2 separate regions of the Homo sapiens genome follow, and region 2 is linked to region 1. Evidence: read pairs that join two places in POLR2A ChIA-PET (ENCODE). Cell type or tissue: Panc1. All regions are shown on one strand.

Evidence for each region. ChIA-PET counts read pairs that join two places held together with the same protein. Peaks named below come from ENCODE experiments on the same cell type or tissue, not always from the same donor. Only the 100,000 strongest peaks of a DNase experiment are listed, where the experiment ranks them.
Region 2: POLR2A ChIA-PET joins it to region 1 with 5 read pairs; 6 of 35 experiments call an interaction of 5 or more read pairs at or near these places.

What each region holds. Positions count from the first base shown.
Region 1 is chr2:54,954,363-54,959,362 of GRCh38, reverse strand. EML6 (EMAP like 6) reads right to left here. Exons shown (of 42, transcript NM_001039753.4): 33 at 1,365-1,573; 34 at 102-259. Among named protein-coding and RNA genes, the nearest start is that of RTN4, 94 kb to the left of the region's middle. In Panc1, no CTCF peak of the experiment used is centred here; a DNase peak (open chromatin) is centred at 3,062; H3K27ac peaks cover 4,868 bases.
Region 2 is chr2:54,902,152-54,907,151 of GRCh38, reverse strand. It overlaps EML6 (EMAP like 6), which reads right to left. Exons shown (of 42, transcript NM_001039753.4): 23 at 3,956-4,108; 24 at 3,650-3,781. Among named protein-coding and RNA genes, the nearest start is that of RTN4, 150 kb to the left of the region's middle. RefSeq lists an enhancer at 2,317-3,516. In Panc1, no CTCF peak of the experiment used is centred here; a DNase peak (open chromatin) is centred at 2,931; H3K4me3 peaks cover 1,301 bases; H3K27ac peaks cover 4,977 bases.

The sequences.
Region 1 (5,000 bases):
AGGATGACAGTCTGCATTTTCTCCAAGTTGGGAACACTTTTGTCAGTTTCTCCCAAGATAACAACAAACGACAAGTTGTTTCCATAGGAGCTTTGGCTTACGGCCTCTCTTTTCCGCCGGTCACTATGAGTCCATCCCGAAGGGTTGTGTACATTGTGAACACGGGGCCTGTGTGAGCCTTGGCCACCAGCCGGATGAGGAAGTGGTCCTTCCAGACGTAGACATCTCCATTGATGGCACCCGTGAAAGTGAGATTGTTCTGTAAACAAAACAACATCTTCTACACCCGGAACACACTCAAGCGGGTCCCTCCCCAGCCACCCGTTCTCTCATTAAGGAACCAGAGCTAGAGATGCAGACAGCCTAGGCAGTTTGATCTCTTTGTGCTAAGGAAAGCAGCAGAATTTGCAAAGAAATCACCGAGAGCACATCACAAGGCAGTCACCTGGCTTGGAAATTCACTATATTTAACTGGCTTGGGCATCTGACTTCCCCTCTGAGCACAGCTGTGCATTAGCAAGGACTTCCCTTCTGTAAGCATGGCCCAAGTGACAGCAGGGATGGGGCAGACTCCAGGCCAAAGGACACTTTCCTAGGGCTCCTCTACAAGAGGGAGAAACCCACTCCTGGAGGACCACGAAGTTGGAGCTTGCATTGGCTGAGGGCACCCCATAGCCCACTTAAGGGTGGTAATTGGGGGCATCTGTGGCACAAGAGGGCTGGTAAGAAAAAGGATCATTATCTACAGTGGAAATTGTTCCCAATATCCTCTGGGGCTTGCAACTCAGGGTTGCCTTTAGAACAACAAACCTCCTGTCCTGGGTGGGTGTCCTACCTTTTCTGGTTAATATTTTAAGAAAAAAAAAATATTGGCCAGGCGAGGTGGCTCACACCTGTAATCCTAGTACTTTGGGAGGCTGAGGCAGGCGGATCACCTGAGGTCAGGAGTTCAAGACCAGCCTGGTCAACATGGTGAAACCCTGTTTCTACTAAAAATACAAAAATTAGCCAGGCGTGGTGGCAGGTGCCTATAGTCCCAGCTACTTGGGAGGCTGAGGCAGGAGAATCGCTTGAGCCTGGGAGGTGGAGGTTGCAGTGAGCCGAGATTGCGCCACTGCACTCCAGCCTAGGTGACAGAGCAAGACTCTGTCTCAGAAAAATAATATATATATGTATGTTGCCAACCCACCCATATGTGCTACAGAAAAGGAACAGTGGTTGCAGATAAGCCAGTACAGGAGCGAATGTGGAAATGGCTTTCCTGCTGTTTTCAGCCTCTTGGCCAAACTCCCCTCCTGCCCATGCCCATGCCCATGCCCAGGGGGTCTGGGTCCCCTTCTCAGGGAGTATCTGCTAGAACTCACAGCACCGAAGGCCACGGAGAGCATCGTCTGCATTTTGGCAGCTCCCAGGGACCCGATGACCCCTTTCTTGTAAAGCAAGGCGCTGCCTGCCAGGGTCCAGAACTTCATATGTTTGACCCCGACAGATACAAACTGCGTGTCTGAGTCGGGGCGAAATTCCACCACAAATATGCGCTCCAGGTGACCCCCTCGGCTGGCAACCTTGGCACCTGTGTGGGTGACAGAGTCCAGTGAGGCTCCTCATTGCTTCATGGGCCAGGCCGGGGGAGCCGCAGCCCAGGAGGTCTCCACCCCAGCAGGCGTAAGCCATGCCTCAGTTCTTCTTTACAGCACTCTCTCCCCTTCAGACACTATTCCCCAGGTGGCAGCGGGGAAAGTGTGTCTGGCAAGTTTCCAGAGCAGCAGGTGCTGGTAACAGATCCCCCAACCCAGGCATTCATGAACGTAGCAAGAAAGGATGGCCTGTGAGATGGAAGCTTCCAGATATGAGAAGGCAGCAAAGTGGCTTAAAGATATCCCCCATCCCCCTTCCATCAAGTCCCCAGCATCACCACAGGAGTCGTCCCCCCACAGGATGACAGAGCCGCTCCCAGAGGGCCACTGGGACTCACATTCCTCTAGAGAGCTTTTTTTTTTTTTTTTTTCCTAAGATTCTCCTGCATTTTCTTTAAGTTCCCCGTTTTCCTTTTTAGTTTGTGGTGTTTAGGTTTAAATTTTTTTACCTTTTAAGTACTATTTTTCCTTAACCCCATTTATTTATGTCTCCTGAGTTTTATTTAACCTTTGTCTTAATAAAATTCCAACTCTACCATTTACTTGTAGAACAACTTTAGACAAATTATTTAAGCTCTCTGTGCTTTAGTTTCCTTACCTGTAAGATGGGGCTAATAATTGTTCCTATTTCAGAAGGTGCAGTGCAGATAAAAAGAATTGAAGTAAGTGAAGCCCTGAGCACAGTGCTTGATACTCTGAGTGATCATGTGTTAGCCAGTATTAGTAGTAGTAGTAATAGTATTATCATCACTCCTTTAGCTACTTTTAAAATTTCTTGGCTTCTATTCTTTTAGCCTGTATTTTAAACTCACCTCTTTTTTAATCTCATTATTTTTAAGCTCTCGAGTTTTAAATTTTTGTTTTAAACCTGTTACCCTTTAACTTACTCTGAATGTTTTTGTTCCGATTTCTTGTCACCCCTCCCTTGATTATTCACACACCTATTTTTTTCTTCTTCGTTCTCATCACTTCGCATTTGTTTTTATGACAGCTTTCTAGTACCATGATGGTGGTGGGTTTTGATGTAGCTGGGCCTGTGGCCACCCCTCTGATACTCCCTAACAGAATCTCTTTCCAGGCGAGGCTAGGGGGACCCACAGAGAACTTCTCCCAGCTGTAATTCTCTCTGCATATGGAATCTCTGACTTACTGTAGCAGATCTCTCTCTACTTAGGGCTCAGAGGTTTTAAGACCCACAGTCTCCAAGGATACCATAAACAAAGTAACACAACATACGGGAAGAAAGCACTTGCAATGCTTATAAGATTCAGAGGATTAACATTAGAGATCTATAAGGAACTACAAATTATAAGTAAAAGACAACCCTCCCACTCCAAGTAGTAAAAGGATTTGAACAGGTAGATTACAAAAGCAGCCAATACAAGTGGCCAATGAGATGGAAAGAGATTCCAGCTCACCAGTCATGGGAGAAGTGCAAACAAAGGAAAGAGATTCCAGCTCACCAGTCATGGGAGAAGTGCAAACAAACAATGAGTTGCACATTTTTTCAAAGCCACTGTTTATATTTTCCTTGTTTTAATTTCATGGACGCTTCTAATTGTGGAGACACCTGTATCCCTCTCTGCATTGGCTTCTAGTCTGCTCAGAGCAAATTACACATATACCTAGGACCTGACGACATGGATTTTATGTAATAAGCTCATTTTTAGGTCTATTTTATTTTTACCTACACACACACACACACACGTTCCCCAAAACAATCCTCTAATAAATGAAGAATGAATAATAGGCTCTCTAGTGATACATAAAATGTATGTAAACCTCCCCAAACACATGCTATTTATCTGTAAGTAAGACTTGAAATGAAGGCAAACCCACACTGGAGAAGGAAGGGAGGAGAAATGACATGTCCGTGGTCAACCCGGAAGAGGTGGTGGCTAGCGATAGGTCACATATCAGCACTGGCTCACAACCCTCTGTACAAACAAGAGCAGGCTCCTCTTTTCCTCGGGAGCTTGTTTAAAAGCCCTGGCTCCTCTAACCTTCCCCTGGGAGGTCAGAAGGGACCCTGGGTGAGCAAGAGTCTGTGCTAGGGCAGGCCAAAGCAGGCACTGCTTGGAGGACAGGTAGAGGGAGTGAAGACAGTGAGCCTGAACCTAAAAAGACAAGGCCGTGCAGTGGGGCCAGTGTGAGAGCTTTCTTCCAAGGATCTAGGAACAGTTAGCAGCACAGAAGAAACATATAATGAAGCAATTTCTGTCCCCACATAAGAAGGGGCTTTACGCAAGAGCTTTCTGACAGCGTGTGGGCTGCCTTGTGAAGTGAGGAGAGCCACATCCTTGAAAGTATTCAAGGGGTCCTTGAAAGCCACACCCCTTGAAAGGACAAAGGGGTGCATTTGAAGGAATTTCTCCTTAGGATGGGTCCTAACTGCAGGAAGTCTTCTCTAGTTCTTCCCACTCCAAGATGCTCTCTGTCTATCATTTAAGATGCTCAATTTCTCTGGGCTGAGTCTGGTCAATCAGTTGGCCACTTGACATCACAAGGAATGAATCTGCACCCCTGGGATACTGACTGTGCAGCCATCTGGGTGAGATATACTGGTGAACCAGAGAATGAGAACATGTGGTTTCCTAGAAACATTATAGATCATGTCACCTTCTGAAGGAATATGGTATCATTACAAATGTCTGCAAGCTGTCAGGCTCTTTTCCTCATATGGGGGTGCTCAGGAGTGACTGGAACTTTCCCCCAGTGTGCTGATCTCTTTACAACCTCCACGCACCACCCCCTCCATGGGAAGATGCAGAGATAATGGGACTCCAGAGCCCTGGATGGGAGAAGTGACACCTCTGCGCTTGCCTGGTAGAGCGTGTCCCAGATACAGGCTGCCTAGCTGCAGACAGACCTCATTAATGTTCTGACTAATTGGATCTGCTCTTGCCAGGGCAGTACCCAACCTGAGAATATATGAGGAGGACTGCACATCTTTAGTTCTAAGATGACCACACATTCAGTTGCAGCTTGTGTGTGTGCATGTGTGTGAGGTGTGTGTGCATGTATTGGGGGAGGACTAGAAAGAAATCCTGTTACAGTAAATGTAAACCTGGATTGTAAGATAAATCCCTATTTCAAAAGTGTTAAAATGTTAAAAAAAAAATTTAAATGTTTCTGAGACTATGATAAAACATGATCCCATTTCCTAAAATAAAGCAGACAAAGTGATAGGGCTGTAGTAGGATCCAGGGGCCATCAGAAAGAGCACGGAAGACAAGGACCCTTGGGTAGGAAGGTGGCTAAGACAGATGTCGGGGAGGCTGCTGCCTTCCGAGGAGGAGGGCTGCCAACATCGGGGAACCTCCTCAGAGCCCCTTCACTAATGGGCCCTGGAGTCCCTGGCCA
Region 2 (5,000 bases), 52 kb after region 1:
TTCTATGTTTTCTCTCCCTCCATACATTTTTTCTTTCTCAAGCATTCCATGCTGGAGCTTTCATTCAGGGGTAGCTGATGTTCCTGCAAAAGCCCAGTGCACTTTTTGGTTTTCCAAGGACCTGTAGTTGCCATGGGCACAAGAGGCTGCTGAGGCTGGCGGCTGTGCCATCCCCCACCCTGAGAAGCCAGCTGGCTCTGGCAAATGCTTTCACTATTTTCGACAGGATCAAAGGCATGAAACAGAACCCTGCTTCTAAATTCTGCTCTCAACCTTGCCAGACTCTGGAGGCCCCTGCTGTGAAAGCTAGGCTGGTCTTGAGGCAGCATGGCACATTCTCGAGATCAGGCATTTTGGGGACTGAGGTGTTGGGAATGCAGGAATATCAGGATGACACATGTCTCATGGCTAGTGGAGTTAGATCAAGGAAGATTCACAGGTATTCTTGCTCTTATTCTCCAGATGGTGTAATTCCTCCCTAAAAATCAGAAGTGTCTCTACTACTCTCAATCCACAGAAAGCACTTGGTCTGACCCCCTCACCTGCCTGCAGGGACCCTTACAATGAGAAGCATGGTGGCTTTTCAAAGACCTTTGACTCCACTCCTCTCCTGCTCATTCCCAGGAGCCTCCCTCAGCATCCTGAGCTCTAAGAGGCTGGCCTTGGGCAAGATTATGGAAATAGGGAGGTTTGCTTCTCTTTCCACCAAGTGATGGCTCCATATCGAGGGACTTTACACAGACCTTCCCCCAGGCCCCTCCACAGCAGCATCCCCCTGATCCTGGCCGAGATCTTGTGCTTTCTATCTGGGACTTACTTCTCTTTATATCCCCACCATCTGACACAGGGCCTATACATTTGCAGAATTAAGAACAAACAAACTCCCTAAACGCAAATGAAACCCAAAATGAGATACACTTCATATCCATTAGGACAGCTATTATCAAAATAAACACATAAAATAAGCTTTGGCAAAGATGTGGAGAGATTTGAACCCTTGTGTACAACTGGTGGGAATATAAAATGGTAGAGCTGCTATGGAAAACAGTATAGTAATTCCTCAAAAAGTTAAAAATAGAACTACCATATGATTCAGCAATTACACCCTTGGGCATATACCTCAAATACTTGAAAGCAGGGTTTTGAAGATATATTTGTACATCCATGTTCATAGCAGCATCACTCACAGTGGCTGAAATGTGGCAGCCACACAGGTGCCCCTCAACAAATAGATAAGCAAAATACAGTCTATACATAAAATTAAACATTCAGTCTTTAAAGTAAGGAAATTCTGACACATGCTACAACATGGAGGAATCTTGAGAACATTATGCTAAGTGGAATAAGCCCATTATAGAAAGACAAATACTGTATGCTTCCACTTATACGAGGTACCTAGAGTGGTTACATTCATAGAGACAGAAAGTAAAATGGTAGATGCCAGGTGTTGGGGAAATGAAAAGTTATCATTTAATGGGAATGTCATCAGTATTACAAGATGAAAAGAATTCTGAGATGGGGGCAGTGATGGTTGCACAACAGTGTCAATGTTTTTAACGTCCTTGAACTGTACACTTAAAAAATGATTAAAATGGTACATTTTTGTTATGTGTACTTCACAATTCAAAATAATTAAGAAATCTTCCCAGTCAAAATTTACTCTATATATACCCTCTTTTCTCTGGACTCTTCACTCCGTAATAGAAACAATAATGGGTTTTAATCCCTAATAGTCATTGAGTGGTGGGATTTCACGTATTGTATCAGGTATTTTGTGTGTGTGTGTGTGTGTGTGTGTGTGTGTGTGTGTGTGTGTGTGTGTGTGTGTGTCGGATTCTAAATAAAGTTAATCAGACCCTATTCTACCTGGCAAGAGAATAGCAAGATAATAAATAGGGAGAAATCACTGCTTTAAAAAAAAAAGCAGAGAATATCAAAGAAGGGTCTGAGAAGCAGCTGCTTTCATCGGCCTCACCAGTTCCTAGATAAAGTCACAGTGCCCTGCCTGGTCATAAATGCCGGTCAAAGCCCTCGGCACTTTGTCTGGCCAGCACTGCCCTGACATGAAAGCGAAACAGACTTATCTGATCTCCCTTTGCCCTTGTTGGGACTTGTACCTTTTATAAATGCAATGCATCACATGCTTTTTTCTCTATCTACTGCACCGTATAAAACTCCTGAATGTTGTAAAGCTGAAATAAAGTCCAAATTCCAGTGTGGCAAGTATAGTTACAACTAAATACCTGCCAGGCAGAAGGGTTTCCAAGTCCTGGTCTATGGCCACTACTCCAAGAAATACTCTGAAATAACCTTTTTGGCAGAGGCCTTCATCATCGTTCTCCTGATTAATTTGATTGCTCCAACTCCAGGCTCACTTCTTCTCCCCAAGATGGGAGGGAATGCCCCACGCTAGATCCCTCAGAGTTACATAGTGCCTACAAGTACACAGTTCAGCATGAAAGTTCTGCTCTATCCCAGCCTGTGTCTCCACATTCCCCTCCCTTCACACCCTCAGCCACTGAGCACTTCTATTTCTTCATCACCCCCTGGTTCTTCCCACCTTCACTCTTCATATGCCATATTCCTTTTGCCTGGAATGGCTCTTCCTTGATAGCGCTATCTGGTGGATTTCTCCTTATCTCTCAAGATCAACCTCAAAGGTCACTCCCTTCTACAGAGGCTCCATGGATTACCTCCAAGGAGCTTTCCCTCAGAGCATACATTGGGCTTGGTGCTTCTCTACCACAGTGGACTACAACGTCTCTGAAGGTGGGAATGCTGTCCATTCCCAAGTACCCGCTCCAGACTCTCAACATCAGCCGAGTCTTGAGGATAGGATTTACGAGTGACTCACCCTATAGTGCAATGTTCCACCCTGGGTACTGAATGCTGCCGTGGCCCATTCGGAGTCCCTGCTCACCACTTCCCTTGTGACTCACCACTGCTTACTCACACGGTACCCATTTTGTGCTCTTGTATTATTTATGGATAAGTATCTCCCTCACTCAATTATAAACTCCACAGGGAGCAGAAACCATGTCTTACTCACTTCCAGAGCCTCCACATTTGCTAGCTTAAGACTATGCAACACCATAAAAGCTAGAGTTATTAAATAGACAAATCCTCATGGCATTTGTGGGCATGACTTGGAGGAGGTAGGAGTAGGTTGGGAGTTTTATAGAGCAGAGAAATTTTAGGCAGGCTGAATGTAGATTTCTACCTCTGCTGGAGGAGGAAATTTGCTTGAGCCTTTTTGGGCGGTTCTCCAAGAGGTGGAGCTTTGGGTGGAAAAGGGAAACCAGCCAGGAGGAGGATGAGGGGACCCAAGACAAGGAGAAAGCACTCCCAACTAAAGGTGAGGTGGTGGCTTGCTATGATAACAAAAGGCATCATGTATCTTTAACTGTCTTAAAACTCAATGGCTTGAATCAATAGTGACAATAATCATCCTAAGCGTAAAAAGATGGAAAAAGTATTCAAAATGTTAGCAGCAGCTGCCTCTGGGTTGTAAAATTACAGTCGTTTATATTGTTGTGGGATTCCCCTTTCCCATTTCTAACACTCAACTGCCATTCTCTCTAGAAACAATGCATAAATGGACATTTTTTAAACACAGAAATTCTATTTTAAAAGCCACAACATACTTTACCTCTAGAGTCCCAGTCAATGTGTGTAATATAACTAGAAGCACCTTTACAGATGCCAACCCTTTTGCTTGTAAGTACGTTGTAAATATCCACAAAGTTATCATGGGATGCCACGGCAAGGTATTTTCCCGTATCTGTTAAGAAAAATGTGGGGTTAACATCGAAGCATTTTATATAGGAATTTACTTCCAGGAACTTAGTATTTTAAAAGTGGGAAAATGGTCAAAGAAACATTTGAAATAGTTCATTCTTGTAATTTTTTGTCCCAAGACTGTGCTATTTTAAAAAGTATCTGCTGTCATCTTCACCTTTTGAAAACTTAATATCAGAGATCATTTCTTTTCTGTGATGGAAAGAGACCATGTCTTCAACAGTGTCAGCATTTACCACCAGGAAACTCCCATCGTTCAAGCCAACCGCTAAGGCTTTCCCATCAGGGGAAAAGGCACAGCATCTTCCACCTACAGAAGAATCCACAAAAAACACTTATTATCCAAAACTTCACTGTCAAGCAAACCACATGAAAAGATGAAGAAATCTGATGATGTGCATTATGTATGGACACGTGACTGCCTTTAAATTGACACTACACTTGTGAGAACTAAAACTTCCTAATTTAAGACACCTCTTGTCTGGGCGCAGCAGCTCATGCCTGTAATCCCAGCACTTTGGAAGGTCGAGGCAGGTGGAACTCTTGAGCCCAGGAGTTCGAGACCAGTCTGGGCCACATTCCGTAGGTTAAAAATTAGTTGAAAAGTTATTTTTTGTAGAGGCGAAACCCACCCTGTACAAAAAGTAAAGAAATAAGCTAGGTGCAGTGGCTTATGCCTGTAATCCCAGCACCTTGGGAGGCCAAGGCAGGTGGATTGCTTGAGCCCTGGAGTTCAAGACCAGCCTGGGCAACGCAGCAAAATCCCATCTCTACAAAAAATACAAAAATTAGCCAGGAATAGTGGCACATGCCTGTAATTCCAACTACTCAGGAGGCAAGGTGGAAGGATCACTTGAGCTTTGGAGGTGGAGGGTGCAGTGAGCAGTGATCATGCCATGGCACTCCAGACTGGATGACAGAGGGAGACCCTGTCTCAAGAAAATAAAATTAAGTATCTCTTCTCCCCAAGTCCAAGGAAAAAGATCATAATATCAAAAATACATTTTCAACTTCCATGAGGTTTATTCATTCATTTATGAGTATTTAAATACCTGGGGTTTCCAAAAAATAAGTGGGGTAAATGGAGAAAAGGAGTATAGGGTTAATAGGACCAGTATCTTTGCTTCGAAGAAAAGAGGTAATATTTAAGAATAGGAGTTCTATAATAAAATTTCCAGAAACCATTTTTTTTAAATATTAAG